2 separate regions of the Mus musculus genome follow, and region 2 is linked to region 1. Evidence: chromatin loops called from intact Hi-C (ENCODE). Cell type or tissue: heart. All regions are shown on one strand.

The links. Hi-C counts contacts between places; a loop is a spot of excess contacts. Peaks named below come from ENCODE experiments on the same cell type or tissue, not always from the same donor. Only the 100,000 strongest peaks of a DNase experiment are listed, where the experiment ranks them.
Region 2: a loop joins it to region 1, with 2.6 times the contacts of the local background. A loop is called at or near these places in 1 of 42 quality-filtered maps.

What each region holds. Positions count from the first base shown.
Region 1 is chr2:167,923,184-167,927,183 of GRCm38, reverse strand. No RefSeq gene overlaps it. Among named protein-coding and RNA genes, the nearest start is that of Ptpn1, 7.1 kb to the left of the region's middle. In heart, a CTCF peak has its summit at 1,997; DNase peaks (open chromatin) are centred at 583, 1,143, 1,853, 3,013 and 1 weaker place; H3K4me3 peaks cover 1,178 bases; H3K27ac peaks cover 1,432 bases.
Region 2 is chr2:167,996,898-168,000,897 of GRCm38, reverse strand. Ripor3 (RIPOR family member 3) reads left to right here. Exons shown (of 22, transcript NM_001080708.3): 3 at 451-597; 4 at 3,576-3,654. Among named protein-coding and RNA genes, the nearest start is that of Ripor3, 12 kb to the left of the region's middle. In heart, a CTCF peak has its summit at 1,543 (motif pointing right); no DNase peak of the experiment used is centred here; H3K27ac peaks cover 1,506 bases.

The DNA of each region.
Region 1 (4,000 bases):
AGAAGTAGTGCTCTTAACCGCTGAGCCACCTCTCCGGTCCAGGACAGCTGTTTTCAAAGCGTGGTACTGTTGCTGACCCCTGACTGAATGAGGTCAGCAAGTGGCCCAGACAGGGACATCAGCCTACAGGTAGCACAGCTCAGAGCTTAGGATCCAAGGTATCTGGCAAGCTAGGATTCTCATGTCACTTCATCTAGGACAAACCTGTTCCTCCCCCGATAACTCCCACCCCTAACCCCATCCCTTTCCTACGTGCCATGACACTACATGTCTGGTTGATGTGTTTAGCCTCTCTTGGCCACTAACTGTAAATGCTGTGAATAAGTGGGGCTGGGCTGTGTTGCCCAACACCATCTCCCTTGAGCTGGAAGTCTGCAAGTCATTTTCCCCACGCCCCCACCAGTCCTTGGAAAGGTTTTAGAAGTCAGGATGACAAGGGCTTCTTTGCCTCTCATAGACTGAGTCCCTCGGAATGTGCAGCTCAACCACCCAGTGCTGGGAGCCCAGAGGTTGAGAAGAGCATGGTCCCACCTCCCTGAGCCTTAAGATTCCCTAGCACATTTGGGCATCTGGACTGCCTGGTTGGCCAGTCCCTGACATGGCATTACCTGTGCGGGGAAGCCAGTGCTGGCAGCAGGGGACATGGGCTTCAGCCTACAGTTGCCTGGGCCTCAATTAAACTCCAAAGTCCTTTTAAGTTTTCCCAGCGGTTTTGCTTTTTCAGAGAGAGTGAAGAGGTACAATCTGTATATCCCAGGGCACCATGGAGCCCGGGTTGGGTCAGAGAGCACATGGCTGTCACTTCAGAATCTCAAGCCCAGAGTCTATTTCTAACAGCCCATGTGCCTGGACCAAGCTGCTTAACCTCTCAGCGTTGGCCTAGATAATTTCCTTCGAGAAAACCCAACTGAAAGTGGCTTTTGCAAAATGGGAAGTGAATTGGCTCTTGAGAATAGGAAGTCTAAAAGCTGCCTGCTTCAGGCACAGCGTGATCTAGGGGCTTGAGCAATGTCACCGTGACTCTGTGTCTCCTCAGCCCCTTCTCTCTGGCCCTGTGCTGGCTTTGGTCCTGGGTGGGCTCTCTCCTGCAGATAAAAGGGATGGCCCAGCAGTCCTCCCTTCCAGCATATATCCTGATGTGTAGTCTCCTAAGTCCCATGGAGGGAGGAAGGACAAGTGACATCTCTAAGCCGATCTCTGGAAGAGTAAAACAGGGTTTGATTGTGGACGGATGTCTGACCTAAGTACCTGTGCCCTCCTCCAAGCAGGACATTGTACAGTCTCTCCAGGATTTCCCATGAGCTCTAAAAATAGCACAAGTGGCCCTGAAAATGCCAATCATGGTGACATCTATTACTTTAAAAACTAGGTGTGGTGGCACACGTCTGTAATAGCCAGCCCAGAGATTCAGCGTCATCCTTGGCTATATAGAGGGATCAAATTCAATCTGAGCTACATGAGACCCTGCCTCAAAATTTTATTTTATTTTTTTAACTTAACAGTGTTAAAATCTATTCTGTTAGGAATCCCATTTGAACTGCAGCACAGGGAAGTTAAGCAATTTGCCCACAATTGCACAGGACTTGAACTTCTGGTTCTGAAGTTCTGTGAATATGAGCTCTGCACCCTTTCCGGAAGGAAGGGAGGCGGGGCTACCCGAAGCTCCGCCCCACTCACATCCTCACTGGGCTCTTGAAACCCTTAAAGAGACTCTCCCATCTCTCTGCTGCCGGAAAACATTTCAGACTTGATTCCAGGCCATTATAAATAAACACAAATATAATCCCAAGCTGGCCGTCTCGTAAGAAGAGACGAGAGGAGGCGGCATTTAGGGGAACTGGGGGAGTCACGTGTGTGCTGAGAAAGGCTGCAGAGAAGCATGGGGGGGTGGAGCGGTTCGAGGAGGGAAGTGGAACTCAGAGATGGAAATGAGTTTTGGCCTCACGCTTTCAGCAAAAGTGGAGTCTGGGAGGGTTGCTAGAGGCCAGGGCACTTCCTCACCCTCCCCGCTAGGGTCAGGGCACTTCCCCACCCAGAGACAGTGGTTCTGGGTCCGGATCCTGGAACCTTGCTGCCTTGGGCAAGCGCGCTCTTGGGCAAGCGGGTTTCTCACCCTTTTCTGTCTTACGTAAGCGATGAGGATTTAGTTAAATGAACAGGCGTGTCCAGTGCTCTGCTCTCTCGAGTTAGCAGCAAGGGCTGCGTTAATTGGGTTCTTAGCCTATCAAGTGTGCAGGTTGTTGGCTAGCTCTCAAACGTCCTAATGTATACTGTACCTTACATCCTGCCGCTGCCGGCTCTGTGGGTGTACACACAACCTGTGCAACTGCGCAGCTCTGCCCGTAGCCTTGATGGGCTGTACTTTCGTTGTCTTGAAATTGTAAATCATTTTTTATTTCTAGTTTTTTTTTTTTTTTTCAGTTTTGGGTAATTGAATCCAGGGTCTTGTGCACCTTAGACAAGTGCTATACCACTGAGCTAGGTCACCAGCCCTCTTCAAATAGCTGGTCTCAGAGGAGTAGTCTAATGGTCACGGTTTTGAAAGGTATTGGCTTAGCGACTTTTCTTTTGTTTCGGAGACAAAACACCTGGCAGAAGCAATTTAAGGGGCAAGAGGGTTTTGTTTGTTTGTTTTGTTTTTCGAGACAGGGTTTCTCTGTATAGCTCTGGCTGTCCTGGAACTCACTTTGTAGACCAGGCTGGCCTTGAACTCAAGAAATCCACCTGCCTCTGCCTCCCAAGTGCTGCGATTAAAGGTGTGTGCCACCATGCCCGGCTTGCAAGAGAGGTTTTGTTGGTGGTAGTGGTTATTTTATTTTATTTTATTTTTTGCGGCACATGGTTCCAAGAAAGAAGACAGTACAGTCCACCACAGTGGGAGAGGCATCCTGCCTGGCATGGCTTTGTTCTGGGCAGAGGGAGTACAGCTTCTCACTTCTCAGCCAATCAGGAAACAGAGACAGGACCTGAAACAAGGCCGGGATATATATATCCCATAATGCCCACCACACACCTGATATTCACCAGTCTGACCGTATCACCCCATTCCACAACACCCAAATAACACCACCAGCTGGGAGCCAAGTGTCCAGACACATGAGGCTCTGGGATCATTTTATTAAAACCCCAAACGGGAACACTGTCTGAGCAGTTTCTGTCTTTGAAAATGGAGTAGTCTTGTCCTGCCATTCCAGGAGAGATCAGGGCAGCTTGCAGGAATCAGCGCTCTCCTCCTGCCACGTGGGTCCTGGGGATTGAACTCAGGTCATCAAGCTTGGCAGCAAGTGCCTTTACCCACTGTCTTAGTCAGGGTTTCTATTCCTGCACAAACATCATAACCAAGAAGCAAGTTGGGGAGGAAAGGGTTTATTCAGCTTACATTTCCACACTGCTGTTCATCACCAGAGGAAGTCAGGACTGGAACTCAAGCAGGACAGGAAGCAGGAACTGATACAGAGGCCGTGGAGGGATGCTACTTACTGGCTTGTTTACTTCTGTTGTATAGCAGCCATGGGGTGCTGTACATAAACTGGACAGATCTGTGGTCTGGCTGGGCCCTGGTTCTCCTGTTTGTGTGCATGTCCAGGTGTGTGCATATGCGTGTGGAGGCTGGAGGAAACTTTGGGTGTCATTCCTTAGATGCTGACTACCTGGTTTGGGGGGGGGGGCGTCTCAGTGGTCTGGAACGCACCAAGGTGTCAGGGTTGGCAGGTCAGCAAGCCCCAGGGATTGGCCTGACTCTGTCCCCCCTGCTTTGGGATTACAAAAGCATGCCACCCAGCCTGGACTTCTCTCCCTGCCACCCCACCCCAACTGCCTGAGTTCAGGTCTTCATGCTTGCATGGCCAGCACTTCAGAGTCATCCTCTCAGCCTTTCATTCTGAGACGGCGTCTTCCCCTGAGCTCAGGCTGATCTTGAACTCTTTATTTTGTTATTGATTGTTTGTTTGTTTGTTTGTTTGGTTGGTTGATTGGTTGGTTGGTTGGTTGGTTGGTTGGT
Region 2 (4,000 bases), 74 kb before region 1:
TCCAGGTGAATCTCCTATGCCTGACTCTTTCCCAGAATGAACACCCCCCCCCCACTACCCATCTCACTTGGAACTTTCTCCTCCTATTTCCTGCCTGATCTCATTGGCCAAAGGCTTTTTTTGTCGACAGGTAAATGCGTTTACACAGTGTGCAGAGATTCTCTCTCCATCCTGTAGGAACCTCGGGGCTAGGATTCAGCCCCATGGATGCTGCTTTGCCTGCACAGAGCATGCTTGCCACTCATGGGATCTGTCTGCTTCTCTGCATCCTCACTGATTTCTGATGCTAAGCTTTTGTTATTGTCCTCTTCATTGTCAAACCCAGGCCTCCCATTTTCCAGATGAGGAAACTGAGGCCCCAAGAACCCCAGCTTTCTGAAGACCACTCATCGTGGAGGTGATGGAAGTGGAGCCCAGCCAGCTGTCCTGACTCTCTGTCCCCTCCCACAGAAAGTCCATCAACAGGAACTCTGTGCGGTCCCGGCTGCCAGCCAAGTCCTCCAAGGCCTACAGAACACTGCGCAAGGGTTCGCTATGCCTGGATCCCCGGCCGCAACAAGTGAAGAAAATCTTTGACGCTTTGAAGAGAGGCCTCAGGTGAGTGGGGAGCAGCTCCTCCCCCCGTGCCCTTGCCACCTCTCCCTGGGGATGGTGGGTCTGTCTGAGAGACACAGGGCATATGGCTGCTGCCACTTCAGCTATAGCAGGGAGGCAGGTAGACAGTCTCTGGTCTCATGGTAGATGGATTGTCACACCGGGTCTGGGACTGCCGAGGATGTGAAAGACGGCTGTCAGCACCATGCTGGCCTCTGGAGCCTGACATCCCATGTATAGAGGCGGCACGTGCAGAGACTCTGGGTGGGAGCCTGTGCTCTGATCTCAGATCTCAGCTCACACAGCATTGGGGTGGGGTTGGGGTGAGGCAGTCAGGGGAACTTGGACCAGAGACTGACAATTGGCTGGGCAGAAGTGAGAACAAATGGCAAATTATTGGAGCCTAAGGAGTACACAAGCCCTTCTGTGTGGCACTGTCTCCAGTGGGAGACAGACAGACAGAGGTACTGAGAAGTATGTCAGGCGGTATAAGTGCTGTGGAGGAATCAGATGAGGCAGGGAGGAGTCTAACATGTTTTAAAGGGACGTCCCTGGGCAGGTGTGCCATGGCACAGCCACAGAGAGGCCAGAAGCTCAGAGAGCAGGGACCCTAGTGCAAGGGAAGCAGGCAAAGGGGACAATGGGACAGGGCTATGGGAGCTGTGGCAGGCCTTTGCTGTTCATCACAGAGCCATGGAAGATTCTGAGGTGAGGAAGGAGGCAATCAGGCCTTCAGGCCTGGGCTTTGAGATCCTCTGACAGCTGCAGACTGGCGGTGGATGTGCTGCACATGGTGGGGGTGAGGAGGAGCCAGGAGTGGATTGGGGAGGAACAGGCATGGAGAGGAGAGAGAGAGGAGAGAGGTGGCCGTGGAAACAGCGGCTGAAGAGATTTGATTCTAGTCTGCATAGGGATAGATGTTGCTGGGCTCCAGCCTGGTGAACTCTGTGCAGCCTGGAGGGGGCACTGGTGTCCCAGCTGGGAAAGCAGGAGAATCCCCCACAGGACAAGTTTGAACTGAAATGAACAGGCTCATCAGGGTCCCTCCTCTGCTGGGGCAGCCAATGGCTGGCTTGCTTCCTTCCTTTCTCTCTCTCTCTCTCTCTCTCTCTCTCTCTCTTTCTTTCTTTCTTTTAAAGATTTGTTTATTCCCAGAGTGGTGGAGCACGCCTTTAATCCCAGCACTTGGGAGGCAGAGGCAGGAGGATTTCTGAGTTCGAGGACAGCCTGGTCTACAGAGTGAGTTCCAAGACAGCCAGGGCTACACAGAGAAACCCTGTCTCAAAAAACAAAATAATCAAAAATAAATAAAAAAAGATTTATTTATTATTATATCTAAGTACACTGTAGCTGTCTTCAGATGCACCAGAAGAGGGCGTCAGATCTCATTACGGATGGTTGTGAGCCACCTTGTGGTTGCTGGGATTTGAACTCAGGACCTTCGGAAGAGCAGTCAGTGCTCTTAACCACTGAGCCATCTCTTCAGCCCTAAAGGGTTTCTCCTTCCTTCCTTCCTTCCTTCCTTCCTTCCTTCCTTCCTTCCTTCCTTCCTTCCTTCCTTCCTTCCTTCCTTCCTTCCTCCCTCCCTCCCTCCCTCCCTCCCTTCCTTCCTTCCTTCCTTCCTTCCTTTCTCTTTCTTTCTTTCTTCCTTCCTTTCTTCCTTCCTCCCTCCCTCCCTCTCTCTCTCTCTCTCTCTTTCTTTCTTTCTTTCTTTCTTTTTCTTTTTCTTTTTTTCTTTTTTCTTTTCCTTCAAGACAGGGTTTCTCTGTGTAGCCCCAGCTGTCTGTAGACCAGGCTGGCCTTGAACTCAGAAATCTGCCTGCCTCTGCCTCTGCCTCTGCCTCTGCCTCTGCCTCTGCCTCTGCCTCTGCCTCTGCCTCTGCCTCCCAAGTGCTGGGATTAAAGGCATGCACCACCACTGCCCAGCAGCCAAAGGCATTCTTATCTTGATTAGATAAACCCAGAGAGGGAGGAGAGAGAGAGAGACAATGACAGAGACAGAGATAGAGACAGAGACAGAGAGAGACTGAGAGAGAACTGTGGATTGGGGCAGAAACCATCATAGCAGGAAGGACACACCTTAGCCCTACAAGAGAATGGCCTCTGGAGGCATCTCCCACATACAGTGGCACCTAAGTTCCGTAATGTCAGCGCAGAGCAGAGACCACCCTGACCCAAGGAGAGGGAGGATAGAAGGTGCCCTGAGAGGAGCAGGTTTTCAAGATTCTCAGTCTAACTGAGACAATGCTCAGTGTCGGAGAGGCTAAGGTTCTGTCAGACAGTGCTGGGGCTGGGTATCCTCCTGAAACAGGTGTGAGTCTTGAGGTCTCATGGAGGGAAGGAACCCTGGGAAGGGGAGCCCTGGCCAGGCAGATCTGGGTTCCTGCTTCCTTGTTGTCCACCCAGGACACTAGAAGCCCTCTGCAGCACTCTGGGATCTGGGTTGGAGGGCCCCCTCTTATCAGGATCAGGGAGGAGGGGCAGAGCTGGCCAGTGTGGTTAGACAGCCAGCTGCCCTGACATCGTCAGAGTGAACCCAGTCCTGGGTTGTCACTGGAAGGGACTTTCCCTTCCCAGGTGCCACTCTCACCTCAGCTGCAGTCTTCATTACTTCCGCTACTCAACATTTCACTGGGTCCTCCCTTCCTATGGGTCCTTTCTCCCCCTGGCTCCATGGTCTCATCTTCCTTCTTCCCTGATAGCCTTCTGCCTGTTCTCACAGCCTCTGGTCCCCGCCTCCCTCCCTCTTCTATCCACCATGCCTTCCTCAGCCTCTCCCCCCCCCCACTTCCCCTGCCTATATATATATATACATATATATATATAGCCATCTTCACAACGTACTAGTAACAGCTAGACTGAATTGTGGGCTTCTGGGGTAACAGAGGAATCCCCATAAGGGGAGCTGGCCAACCCGTATGCTGGGAAGACTAGCCCACTCCCCCACTCTGCTCAAATCCACCCCTCTCCCTCCCCTGCAGGGAACATCTGTGTGAGCAGCAGGCTGAACTGGACTACCTGTGTGGACGCCACACGGACACCCAGAGGGGCTCCAGGCTGGTGAGTGGCCGGGATGAAGATGGCTTTTAGCTTACAGCAGCCAAAAGACAGTCAGTGGTCTCCACCCAGAGGCCTGTGGTATTTGTGGTGAGCTTTCCTCGCCATGGTTCTGGGAGGAGCTGTCAGACAGGCAACTGCAGAGGTCTCGATGGTCCCGATCTCCAGATTTGCCCTTCAGACAAATCTGTTATTCAGGCAAGTTGGCCATTTCTCTGCTACAGGCCCTGCCCCTGCCCCAGACTGAGCCTGAATGTTGTGGTGTCCAAGGTGACAGTTTTCTGTGGACATCGAGGTGCCGTCTGAGCCCAGACTCAGTCTTGGCAGATTCAGGGCTCAGTGTATCAAC